Regions from separate parts of the Homo sapiens genome. Here regions 2, 3 and 4 are each linked to region 1. Evidence: chromatin contacts called from ENCODE Hi-C or POLR2A ChIA-PET data. All regions are on one chromosome and are shown on one strand. The core of a region is the stretch at or near the end of the contact, and the rest is flanking DNA. Distances in the headings are between cores, read along the strand shown.

Region 1 (3,004 bases), core at 502-3,001:
GAGGCATCCAGAACCGGCAGATGGGAGAAGCCCTAGGGAGATAGGCCTAGATACAGGAGGAGACATGTGGAGCTGAGGCAAAGGCGGGTGCGGATGCCAGGCCCAGTGCCCTCTATACCCCTACTCCTGCTGACAACCTGGCTGCTGTAAGCTTGGCAGTTGCCATGGACTCCCTGGGAGAGATGGCGTGGCCTGGAACGTCCCCCGCCCTGAGGTGGGGCAGGGCTGGTGGGGTCTGGTCATCCCCCTGGTGGGTCCATGCATGGCAGCCTGGGCAGGATACATGTGAGTGCCTACCTGGGCTGGGGTGGCCTGACCCTCTCTGGGCCTCACAGCTTTGTCTGCCTCATGGTACTGTCCACCTGGCCTCTCAGGACTGCTCTGTGGCGTGTGTGCTTAAGGGATTGAGCTCGTTGGGCTGGGGACAGAGGCCTGCCTAGGTCTGTTGAGAGGGCCCAGGTAAGACTTCCACCCAGACTGACTGGCTGGGGCACACAGAGAAGCCAGGACAGGGCTGATTGTGTGTGCAGGGGCGTGCCCTCTGGACGAGGCCCCTCCCACCGGGGCGAGGCAGAGGCCTTGCTTGGTTGGAGCGGAGTGGGGGAGTGGGAGGGTCTCCCTGGTGAGATAGTACTGGAAGGGCAGGGACAGCATTCTAGGGAAGGAACCAGAAAGAGCCCCTGCATGGAATGTGGGGATTTCACCATGAGACCCCGGCTGCCTGGCCTCTGAGAACGTGTGTGGGGGGATTCCAGGTGGAAGGTCGTGTCTGGGAGGATGGGTGGGGGGTTGAGCAGTCATTGCCCCTCTCCAGATCTGCGTCCACATCTGTAAAATGGGCCTAGAATTCCCAGCCGCTGGGGGCGAGTGAGGCCATAAATTAGTTGAGATGGACCCAGGCTCCTAAGCCCCCTAGGTCATGACCCCAAACCTTGGAACCCCCGACGGAGACGGTGGGGGTGGCCGAGGCCCAATCGAATCTATCCCGCCCAGATGTGGGAAGAACCGCAGGGCAAACCCCCGGCTTCCCTCCTGGCCGCTCCTCTCTTTGAGGCCACCTCTCTGAGCCCTGATTTGCTGGCGGGTGAACTGGGGATCATCGTGTCCACTGTGGCTGGTGGTCGTGAAACGAAGTGGAAACATGAGTGTTGAGGCCGAGATGGGCGCAGTGCGCGCTCCTAAACAGCTGTCCCCATCCGTCCGCCCCTCCCTCCCTTGCGCGGGTCAGCTGGAGCGGGGGCGCGCCAGGCACGACCCTGGCCGGGCAGAAGGCGGTGGAGCCCTTAGGGGTCGCGGCTCCTACCCCCGGCCCTCCCATGTGCAGATGGGGTAGCAGCCTGGAGGTTTTTCCCAAGGTCACGTAAGGTCAAAGAAAAGGGGAGCTGGACGCGACGAGGAAAGTCACGCACGGCGGAGGGCGGGCCACCTACGCGCGCGCCCGAGTTCGCAGAGCAGCGGCGCCCTCCCGGGCTAGGGCAGCTCGGAGCTCGGAGCCTTTCTTCGCCCGCAGCTCGGGTTCCGGGAGCCCCGCCCCCGCCCATCAACGCCCCGCCCCTTTCGCCACGGCCCCGCCCCTCCTCTCCGTTCTCCCCGCCGGCGCTCCCTCAAGTTTCTCCGAAGTTTTCCGCGGGTCCAGCGGTGCGCCCCGCCCGCCGGCCAGTGACGTAACAATGGTGCAGCGCGGCGGCCAATGGGTGGTGGCGGGGGCCGGCGGCGCGGGCCAATGGCGGCGGCGGACGGTCCCGCTGTCCTGCCTGGCCGGGGCCGCACTGCGCCGCCCGCCGCCCGCCGCCCGCCGCCCGCCGCCGGCGACGGCACCGCCGCCCTGCGATCCGGCCGCGGCGGCTCAGAGCGCGGCTGCGGCGGGCGCGGGCGGCGGTGGCTCCCTCCCGTGCGTCCGTCGTGGGACCTTTGCCCGCTCGCCCGCGGGGGACAGCGCGCGCTCCGGTCCGCGGCAGGGGCGGGGACGCCCGGCCTGTGGCCCCCGCGCCCCCCATGGTGAGTCCCCGTCCCCCGCGCCGCGCCCGCGGCCGCCGCCCCCTCCTCCTCCGGCACACGCGCACGCAGGTGCAGCCCTCGCTGCGCCGGCCACCTGCGCGCGGACGCCCCGCTCGGCCCCGCGACCCTCCGCCGCCCGACGTCTGGCCGTGCAGGCCGGGAGGGGACGGGTAGGAGGTGGCGGGTGGCCCCGGGCGCGGCGCTGCCTTCGATGGCCCAACCCCCTTATTCACGAGCCGCGGCCGTGACTCTGCCCGGTGACGTGGGGAGGCCGAACTTTACGTAACCCGCCCGGCGCCCCACGCGTGCCGGCACAGGGCATATCTGGGGCCCGGAGGCCCAGGCTTGGGGAAGGGGCTCCAGTCACGGTGTTGCCCACGGGCCACAGCCTACCCGCACCGCGCCGCTCTCTTTAACTCAGTTACTGCCAGTGATAGTGACCCAGTCAGTGTGTGTGGACGCGGCCTGCCTTCTGTCCCAGGCCCCTTGTGACCAAGGGCTTACCCTTGAAAGAAGGCAGTAGGGAGGTTGGGACGGAGCCAGAGGTCAGACGCCTAGGCTCAGGTCGGGGCTGGGGACTCAGAGGGCAGGGTCAGGGCCTAAGCTCGATTGCCTGTGGGTTGGGGGTCCCCACCAATTCTGGAATGAGCCCAAACTGAGACGCAGGGGACCTGAGTTCTAGGCCTGGCTCTGCCGTGGCTTGCTGACCTTGGAGAATTGGAGAAGCTTGTGCCCTGCTGGAAAGTGGGATGGCAGTACCCGCTTCATCTAGTAGTCGGGGAGATCAAGAGAGGTATGGGACCTGAAGAGGATGGCAGACTGTGCAGTGCGGTGCACACCGGTCTCCAGGTTGTTTTCACCCTCCTATCTCCTCCCAGGAGCTAACGTGTAAGCAAACATGTTTGGATAGAGGGCTGGTGCCACGCCCCAGGCTCACCCCGCCCGCACAGCCGTCGTCCACCCCTCCCCTTTCTTACAGATAAAGCTGAGGCTCGGCCAGGGACTG
Region 2 (3,199 bases), core at 179-2,678, 690 kb after region 1:
AGATGATTCCACTGACTACTTAATTTTTTTTTATTTTTATTTTTATTTTATTTTTTTTTTTAGAGAAAAGAGGGAAAAAACCAAGGAGGCTTGGTAAAAACAGGGTCAGGGTCACATCCAGCCCATTCGAGAAAAACTTCCAAGTCCACGTGTTTTCCATTTTTTTGGTGTCAAGACCTATTTACATTCTTAGAAAGTATGGAGAACCCTAAAGAGCTTTGATTATGGGGGTTATATCCATTGATACTGACCATACTTGAAAATTTTAAAAATATTTACTTATTCATTAAATTAGCAATAGGTTCACTTCATGTTAAGTAATATTTTATGAAAATAACCTTATTTTCAAAAAGAAACCAGCGAGAAAATGGCCATGTTGTACATTTTTGCATGTATCTTCAATACTCAACAGAAGACAGGCGGATCTGCCGACATGCTTCTGTGTTCAACTTGCTGTGATATGCTATTCTGGTTCAAGTATATGTAAAGAAACACCCCAGGCTCAGACAGACACGTCTGGTGGGAAAAGGGAGGTTTCAATGCTTCTCAAAAAATTGCCGATGTTCTTCTTTGCCTATGCTAAAATTCAACAAGTGATAGTTCCTTAAAGATTAGTTGCAATGAGGAATCTGAAACCATGTTGATGAACCTGTCAGTTACATGAACACCCGGCAGTGTGTCTTACACTTTGGTGGCTCTTCACCCACGCTTGTTTGTAGCATCGTTCGTTGGTCACTGAGAACACACTGCTGCATGTGGTGTGTGACCTTCCACCGTATACATCAAGAAACCCCACTTGCTAATGTCACCACCCCTCTCAGCAGAAGAGTCTGTGGCACTGGGAGCTGCCACATTTACACTGGCAGATAAAAGTTCTCCAAAGTTCAAATTTTTCTTGAAAGCTCAAATTTTACCATGGGCCAAAAACAGTGTCGCAGTTGTTTTCCCCTCAATTGATAAGCTCACTTCATAGATTTTCTAGAAAATATCAGCCAAATATTTAAGTCTTAATATCCACAGTTTGTCTGCTTTTTGTTCTGTCAAGTAAAAATGATTTTACATTACTATTCTCATAATTTAAAGTTCCTGGAAAAAGTGGCTATTTTGGCTCATAACTCACACATCACATGGGCGCTTTTCTTCGAGACGGCCATCACACTCCAGCATGCTAGAACGGCTTCATGTGAACTCTGCATTTCGTCACGCAAAATTAAAAAGGAGGCTGGGTGCGGTGGCTCACGCCTCTAATCCCAGCACTCTGGGAGGCCAAAGCAGGAGGATCATTTGAGCCCAGGGGTTTGAGACCAGCCTGAGCAACCCAGTGAGACCCCAGCTCTACCAAAACAACAACAACAAAAAACCACGCTGGGTGTGGTGGTGCTTGCCTGTAGTCCCAGCTACACAGGATGCTGCGGTGGGCGGAATGCTCGAGCTGGGGAGGTTGAGGCTGCAGTGAGCTGTGATTGCGCCATTGCACTCCAGCCTGAGCAACCAAAAAACCAAACAAAAACAAACCCAAACAAAAACAAAACTAAAAACAAACCCAAACAAAAACAAAACTAAAAACAAACCCAAACAAAAACAAAATTAAAAAGGTATACAAAAGAGTTGAGACTTAAAAAACCAGTAACTTCATGCTTTATCGAGGACATTCTTGGGTCAGACTGGTGTGTTGCTAGCTGAACACCGCTGTCCTGCTCGATGAAAGAAAGGCGCCATATTCCTCACCATTGCCTTTGCACCACCAGGGCAAACGTCCACACAGTGAGAGGTAAATTAGATCTTGGTAATCTTATGAGGCAGTGACGGCCTTGCAAACCCCCTGGAAAGCAGCTCTGTGACCCCAGGGGCCACAGGCTGCCCAGGGTGAACACTGCTCCATGCAAAGGCTTCAGAGTTCCAAGAGAGCGATTATCAAGTGCTACCCCCCTTTGAGAAGTCTGACCAATTACATAAAGCTGGGAAAAAAACCAAAACCGACAACCCATTCCTAATTATACATGTACAGAAACTGTCTACAAATGTAAACACACATATACAGACACCCTCACCACCCACCTCTTCCTTGAAGCCCACCAAAAATAAGAACCAGCAACTCAGGAAGAAGTGGAGGTGGTACTTTAGGGCTTGAGGGTTCTTCAGGACTTGTTCCCTAGAGTGAAACATAACTTTTTCATAAGTTATAAGTTAAAATACCATAATTAGAACACATTGCTCATGAGTAACACAACCAGCAGACAAAAATCCATGTGTATTATAACGAGGTCACATACATCGATGACAAACTGAAAAAACCTAATCACTGTTAACAGCTCAAATTCTACTGAAAACACCAAAATATCAACATTTAAAAACAATAAGATATAAGGTTATAGTTGGGACCCCACTTATTTCAAATATTATTTAATTAAAGCAACATCTGCATTTAAAAACAACTAAAGGGAAATGACACGGAAAGCCACCCTATTTGAGATTAACCACAGATATTGCTCACTTTTTTTTTTTTTTTTGAGACAGAGTCTCACTCTGCTGCCCAGGCTGGTGTGCAGTGGCGTGATCTCGGCTCACTGCAACCTCCGTCTCCAGGTTTAAGTGATTCTCCTGCCTCAACCTCCCTAGTAGCTGGGATTACAGGCACCCGCCACCACGCTGGCTAATTTTTGTATTTTTAGTAGAGATGGGGTTTCACCATGTTGGCCAGGCTGGTCTTGAACTCCTGACCTCAGGTGATCTGCCCACCTTGGCCTCCCAAAGTGCTGGTATTACAGGTGTGAGGCACTGCGCCTGTAATACCAACTTTTAAAGATGAAATTTCTTATGAATGTGATACTAAAACTCTCTTCTTCAAAAGAGTTAAAGATGAGGAGGGGAGATGTATATAAATGCCAATTTCTTATTTTACTCTAGACTTCACGGACTGGAGCACGGGAACAGAAAGACTGAATAGGGAGCATTAAGTATACTCTGAACTGAGGCCGTGGACATGTGCTTAGGACCATCTTAGCAGGTAACTATACACAATCTATAAGCAGAGCATAGTGCAAACTCCAGAGGTACTGATGATACTAATTTCTTCCAAATGGTGAAATGCCAAGCAAACTGCAAGAGATGAAAAGGCTGGGTAAAAGAGAGAGAGAGAGACAGATGAGCTTTGAGATGAACAAATACAGATAATACAGCTGGAGAAAAAGAAAACAGA
Region 3 (3,103 bases), core at 402-2,901, 560 kb after region 1:
AGGCGGGGTTTCACCATGTTAGCCAGGATGGTCTCGATCTCCTGACCTCGTGATCCGCCCGCCTCGGCCTCCCAAAGTGCTGGGATTACAGGCGTGAGCCACTGCGCCCGGCCGCCAGAGTCCTTTTGGTGGCCACGTATTACCTCTGACCATCACCTGCTGCTCAAACCCACACTCACGCCACTGCATGATCCCTTCCACCCCAGGGCCCTTGCACACGATGAGCCCCTGGCCTGCAATGCCCTTCCTTCACTTCCTTCATCGTCACCTTCTCAGTAAAGCCCTCCCTGCCTCTTTTGTAAATTTCTTCCCATCCTCTATACCCTTCCCACCTCTCTCCCCATCTTTAGCTTTTCCCTGTATCACTTATTCAACACAGCATAGATTTTGTTGAAGGCAGGGGTTTCTGCCTTCTGTTTAATGCTAGCTGCCCAGTGCCTAGAAAAGTGCCTGGCATCCAGTAGGTGTTCAATAGATATTTATAGAGTTAAATGCACTAAACTTAGGAGGCGGAAGTTGTTTTTTTTGGAGGCCTTTGCCCATTTCACTCCCTCCTTCCCGTTCCACCTTCTAGGTTTCTCATTCCCTCTGCTTCTTCTCTTTTGCTGGCTCTGGCCTGCAGCCCTCTTGCCCCTGGTGTAAAGGGCTCAAAACGCCAGACAGCTCTGCCGCCATGGGGAGGAGACCCTGACTGAGAAGCCAGGGCCCCGGCCTCCAGGGTCACCAGTACCTTGGGCAGGCCGGGGTGTCGCTGGGGCTTGGGTGACTCCACCAGGCATGGAGGGGGTGGGTACTCCCAGCTGGCTCGCCAACCTTCGCTTCTTGCCTCGCAAAGGCAACCTGGCGGAGGGTCTGTGGGTCAAGCAGAGTCCAGCTCTAGTTTCTCCCCTTCCAGGCTGTGCGCCCTCAGCCAGGCCTCTCCTCGCCTACAGGGCTCGCGGACACTTCTGACCCTCACTGAGGTCGTAAAGATTACAAGTCAGTGGTCCACAACGACTGGCGTCGGGCCCGCCGCATACCCACTATGTACGACTGGCCGCTAAGTCAGCCGAGGCCCTGGGGCTCCGCTCCACAACCCAGCCCACGGTCAGCTTTCCTGGGCTGCTCCGTCCCGCGAGGCCATCGCCCCATTCATATTCGGCAGGGCATTTCCACGCGTCCCGTCTCAGGCAAGCCCCAGAGCACCCTTTTTCGGGCAACACTGTGCCCACTTCACTGGAGAGGGAACTGAGGTCCACGTCATTGGGAGAGGAACACGTGACATATTGAGCTCTTTCCTCAGCAAGTGACCTAACCCGCCTTGCCCTCGGCCGTGAGCAGAGGGCCAGACCGGAAGTCCGCTAGCTCTGCTGTTCCGAGGCCCGCCAGTCTCCAAACCCCGGTCTTAGATCGAGGTCTCTGGCCGTTTCCCTCCGCAGCAAAACCCTTGTTCCAGGACTACACCAGACGGGTCACACGACCTAGATCGGCACGGTCACATGTCCCGCAGTCCGGTCATGTGCACCCTCGGACCAATCCCAGCGGCCAGGAAGGAGAGGCATTGTGATTGGCCCATGCCCTTCAGGGGGCGGGACTCCTGCTGAGGAGGGCCTTCCCCGTTCTCACCTCTGCGTTCCGCGTGAATCTCGCTCACTCGCGAGATTGGGCGTCTGACAGGTGCCCTTAGGTCCCACAATGCACAGGCCGGAGGCGGGGCGGTCCTGCATTGACGCAACCTCGCGCGCCGCTTGCGTCACCTCTCGGTGCCGCCCTTGAGATTGGGGCATTTCTCGCTGAGATCCTGCACTCGGCTCCAGGTATCCTGGAGGAAAGAACGAACTTCTCCTGGGCCCAGAAGTTTAGGTCCGCTGTCGTCCCCCGCCTGCCTCTAAGGCCCTCTCCTCGCGACAGCCTCTGAAACCATCGGCTCCTTCCTCATTTCTGTCACGGCCTGGCTTGCATTCCAAGCCAGGCACTCATTTCATGTTTATTGTTCCAGCTGGACTAGGGGTACTTAAACCGTGGTCCATGGCTGGGCTTCCGGGGCCGTGACCCCCTTAAATTATATGCAGTATGTAGCTTGTTGTGGGTGGCTTCTGTCACACTTAAATGCTGGGTGCCATCACAGGACTGGCAGGGCCCTACTGTGGTCGTCAGTGCGCTCTTTGTCAGCACAGAGCCTGACGCAAATGTCCAAAGGTGCTAATTAGACAGAGGCAAATATCCCAACTGTTGCCCTCTGCACACACCTCGGTCTACTCTTTTAAGACTACTTGCTGTTACCTGCACACACCTTTATTTATTTATTTATTTATTTATTTAATTTTTGAGACAGGGTCTCGCTCTGTCGCCCAGGCTGGAGTGCAGTGGCGCGATCTCGGCTCACGGGCTCAAGCGACCCTCCTGCCTCAGCCTCCCGAACAGCTGGGACTACAGGCCTGCGTCACCACGCCCGGCTAGTGGTTTTTTTCTTTTTTTTTTTTTCTTGAGACGGAGTCTTGCTCTGTCGCCCAGGCTGGAGTGCAGTGGCGCCATCTCGGCTTACTGCAACCTCCGCCTCCCAGGTTCAAGCGATTTTCCTGCCTCAGCCTCCCGAGTAGCTGGGATTATAGGCGCTCGCCACCACACCCGGCTAATTTTTGTATTTTTAGTAGAAACGGGGTTTCACCATGTTGGCCAGGCTGGTCTCGAACTCCTGACTGCCTCGGCCTCCTAAAAGTGCTGGGATTACAGGCGCGAGCCACTGCGCCCGGCCTAGTTTTTGTATTTTTTGTAGAGACGGGGTTTCGCCATGTTGCCCAGGGTGGTCTTGAATTCCTGAGCTCAAGTGATCCTCCCGCCTAGGCCTTCCAAAGTGCTGGGAGTACGTGAGCCACCGCTCCTGGCCCTGCACACAGCTTTTGATTGTACGCCTTCCTTCTGTCATCATGCTGTTCTCTCTGACCGAACAAATCTCTCTTCATCTTTCTATCAAACATCGATTGAGTTTGAGCGAGGGCGTGGAGGGGTTGAGCACAGTGCCAGGCACTGGAAGCACGTTGGTGAACAAGACAAGCCTGGGCAATGTTCCCACAGAGCTCACGATCTAGCGGGGGAGACAGGTTGGAGATAGGGGAGAGGCTGC
Region 4 (2,991 bases), core at 413-2,912, 880 kb before region 1:
AGGCCAGTGAAGTTTCTTTACAAATTATTTACTAGATGTTTTACAGAATATAGTCAACAACTAGATTGAAACACTTTTGAACCCAGTGTTAGAGGAGAACAGAGTTAGAAAACGAACAGAGTCAAACGTTTCTTCAATGGAATTTCTACTACAAGTTCTCATTCTCTAGCAATGCTGTTCCTGGCATTTTGTAGTTTCACATGAACAAAATCAAAGGTTCCTTTTATAAAACCATAGCCTGTGAGCGCTGAAAGGGACCTAAGAGCTCATCTAAGCCAATCTCTTTTTAGGAAGGAGGACAGCGAAGCCCCCAGCGGGTGTCCCTCAGCTAGGCAGTGAGTGGCAGAGCAGAGCTTCACTATACATCTGCTTTTCAAAATGTTTAACCAACTCCTTCAAAAAAGATTTGTATGGAAAGGAAACTGCCTTAATAAAGGCTGCGCGCTAGTGTTTTGGAATTCCTAAGGGGACCGCAAAGATCCCTCAGTGGACACTTAGTGACTGTGATTAAATTTAGTTCCAGACCATCTTAAAGAACGAGACCGCCCACTTGACCCAATCGATTACTCTTAATCAGCACCGGTAACATATGTTATTAATGTGACAGTCTCTCAAGAACTGCCTGACCAAGTTAAAAGCAGAGTTCGGCTAAAATAAGCACTGACCACTGCAGTGATCTGACACACACGTTTGCACAATCCATTGCGCGGCAACCTGGCCTCTCAAAGCACCGATCCGTAACGCTGCAACTCCTGGGCTTTATTAACCGACTAGACTGCCGGCATAATCGATGTACTTCGCAGACCCGCCCGCGAACAGCGGGACACGGCAGACTTCTGGAGGAAACGGTCCGACCTGGCTGCCTCCTGGGTGACTACGGCCTGCCCTCTATTTCCAGAGCGTTCGGCTGGGGGGAACACCCGACTGCAAGGCACTGCCCGAGGAGCACGAATGCCACCCCGAAGGTCCGCCAACTACAACGCCCAGGTTACTTACGTTTTCAGTGTCTCGTTCATTCACCGTTGGCAATGGGGTCCTAGTGGACATTTTACTGCACTTTAATTCTGCACAATGCGAGGGTCAAAACAAAACAGCACAGCCCTAGGAGGCCGGCGACCAGCGTCCTCGAGTCCACGGCAGTTCCGAAAAGGCGCCGTGGGGAGGGCGGCTCCCTTCCCCCTACGGCCGTCTAGATCCCGGGCCTGGCCCGGGCCGTCCCCCGGCGGGTCCCGGGGCTCATTCTCTCCCTGCCTCGGCGGCCGAGGCGAGGAGACCGGGAGGGCGGCAGTGGCGGAGCCGAGCCTGCGGGCGGCGGGCTGCGCTTCGGCCCGCCGGCGTCCCCTTGCCTCAGGGCGCCCCGCGATCCTGGGCCCCCTCACCTCCTTCTCCACTCCCTCCCGTCGCACCGCGAATTTCAGCTCGCGGGCCTCCACACAGCGCCGCCGGCGGCGCCTGAAAACGAGGAGGCGGAGGAGGATGTGAAGGAAGTGGAGCGCAAGACAGGCCGCCGCGGGCTGTGGGCGCCGACCATGGAGCGGGCTGCGGAGGAGGCGCCTGCGCCCGACTGCTTCTCCCTCTCTAGCGAGCTTGCTGCCTCAGCCTCCGCCCTGCTGGCCGCCGCTGCCGCCGCCGCACCCCGGCACCTCAGAGCCTCACGGAGCCAAGATGGCCGCCCCTCGGCTTCCTCTGCTGCCTCCGGCTGCCGGAAGTGACGACAGGCCGCCACCCGGAGTCCCGCCAATCAGCATGGCCTGAGAAAGCCGGCCCGGCTGTTGTTGCTAGGGGCGACTTGGTCCAGACCTCGCCGCGGGGGCGGTGCAGAGGGCTGGATAGTGCTGGTCGGGTCTCCGCTGACTCCCGCGGGCTGCGGGTTCCTCCTGTCCCGAGCGCGCCGGCAACCGCGAAAGAGCCGAGAAACGGCTCTGGGCGACAGCCAGAGCCCTCCCGCTGAGTTGGCATTTACACACTACAGGCCTGGGTTGGCTGGATTACAGATCGAGAGCCTATTGTGCGCAAAAGTTGCGGTTGCATCCCTGGGACTGCGCTGCACCGAATGGAGCCCCAGCATTAATTAATGACAGGGCCGGGGCTACGGGAAGGCGCCGGGCTCTTGCATCCTTAACTGTGACCCGGGAGTCAGGTTCTCGCCAACAAACCTTCCCGTCTCCGGATCTGAGCAGCTGCGGGCTGGGCGCGGACCCTGAGGGCAGCAGGCGCCTCTTGCCCTCAAGGAGCTGGTGGTCAGACGGGTGACAGACCCGGACCCAGCTAAATGCCATCCGGATGGAAGAGTGCAATAACGAGGGTGGCACAAAGGGGATGGGTTTGGGGGCGAAATGAATCTGTAGAGGACCCCAGGGACCAGCTTCCAAATGCCTGTAGGGGGTTTATAAGCAGGCTTTTCTTACAGTCAGTGCGTTGCTGCTGGAAGACTGGAAGCATCTCTGGGTGCCAGCCTCGGGCCAGGCTCGGTAGATGCCTGCAGGCTGGAACACTGGAAATGCTACCTGACCTGGAAGCCTTCCTTGCCCATTCACCTCTTCACGTGCTCGGTGCCTCTACTCAGCTCCTGGCCAGCGGTGGATGGAATCCATGGGTGCAGGGTCCGAAGAGGGAGAGTAGTGTGAGATGGGGGTGACACGAACTGTTACCGAGAGTCGAGTCTACCTTGTGGGTTCATGACATTTGTTACCTCATTTAGCCTCAGGGTAACCCTATGAGATGGGCAGACACACATGCGATCCGAAGTCTAGACAGGTACAGTGACTTGGCTAAAGTACACAGGTTGGTTAGCGACAGAGCTGGGATTCTAACCTAGCTCCCAAAGCTTGGATAATAGGTAAGCCCTTGTAGTGGGGGGCTATGTCATGCTTGCTTTCCCTTTGGTCCGTTGGCATCCCAACTCTCTTGCTATGTTTGAGACATTTCTTGCTCCACGAAATATATGTTTGTTGTTGTTGTTGTTGTTGTTGTTGTTTTGGGACGGAGTTT

What was found. Hi-C counts contacts between places; a loop is a spot of excess contacts on that map. ChIA-PET counts read pairs that join two places held with the same protein, here RNA polymerase II (POLR2A). Pooled maps may share reads with other maps.
Region 2: a pooled map shows a loop between it and region 1 (3-fold over the local background). The contact joins the enhancer-like site here to the promoter of ANKRD9 in region 1. A Hi-C loop is called at or near these places in 2 of 50 pooled maps. POLR2A ChIA-PET finds 5 or more read pairs at or near these places in 4 of 52 experiments (B cell, HEK293, K562 and 1 more).
Region 3: a loop to region 1 is called in a map of ascending aorta, with 5 times the contacts of the local background. The contact joins the enhancer-like site here to the promoter of ANKRD9 in region 1. A Hi-C loop is called at or near these places in 2 of 168 maps with a recorded cell type or tissue (Ramos and ascending aorta), 1 of 37 single-sample maps with no recorded cell type and 9 of 50 pooled maps. POLR2A ChIA-PET finds 5 or more read pairs at or near these places in 2 of 52 experiments (T-cell and WTC11).
Region 4: a loop to region 1 is called in a pooled map, with 4 times the contacts of the local background. The contact joins the promoter of MARK3 here to the promoter of ANKRD9 in region 1. A Hi-C loop is called at or near these places in 6 of 50 pooled maps.

Annotation. Positions count from the first base shown.
Region 1 is chr14:102,508,523-102,511,526 of GRCh38, reverse strand. It overlaps ANKRD9 (ankyrin repeat domain 9), which reads left to right and starts at 1,751. Exons shown (of 4, transcript NM_152326.4): 1 at 1,751-1,998; 2 at 2,681-2,886; 3 at 2,978-3,004. It overlaps LOC105370679 (a long non-coding RNA gene), which reads right to left and starts at 1,484. Exons shown (of 4, transcript XR_007064352.1): 1 at 1-1,484. RefSeq lists enhancers at 1-387, 388-1,033, 1,034-1,677 and silencers at 1,158-1,207, 1,368-1,807, 2,802-2,963.
Region 2 is chr14:101,817,945-101,821,143 of GRCh38, reverse strand. The region is part of intron 3 of PPP2R5C (protein phosphatase 2 regulatory subunit B'gamma); the gene reads right to left. Among named protein-coding and RNA genes, the nearest start is that of PPP2R5C, 58 kb to the right of the region's middle. RefSeq lists an enhancer at 361-620. Within about 2 kb of position 1,428, at least 10 of the 41 ENCODE cell types and tissues checked have a DNase peak (open chromatin) inside an H3K27ac peak, as active enhancers do; they include B cell, where a contact is called at or near this core.
Region 3 is chr14:101,946,704-101,949,806 of GRCh38, reverse strand. No RefSeq gene overlaps it. Among named protein-coding and RNA genes, the nearest start is that of DYNC1H1, 16 kb to the left of the region's middle. RefSeq lists enhancers at 1,232-1,421, 1,722-1,841, 1,546-2,207. Within about 2 kb of position 1,651, at least 33 of the 41 ENCODE cell types and tissues checked have a DNase peak (open chromatin) inside an H3K27ac peak, as active enhancers do; they include ascending aorta, where a contact is called at or near this core.
Region 4 is chr14:103,384,086-103,387,076 of GRCh38, reverse strand. MARK3 (microtubule affinity regulating kinase 3) reads right to left here and starts at 1,662. Exons shown (of 18, transcript NM_001128918.3): 1 at 997-1,662. The coding sequence starts at 1,047. RefSeq lists enhancers at 726-915, 856-1,845, 1,846-2,837 and a silencer at 1,196-1,385.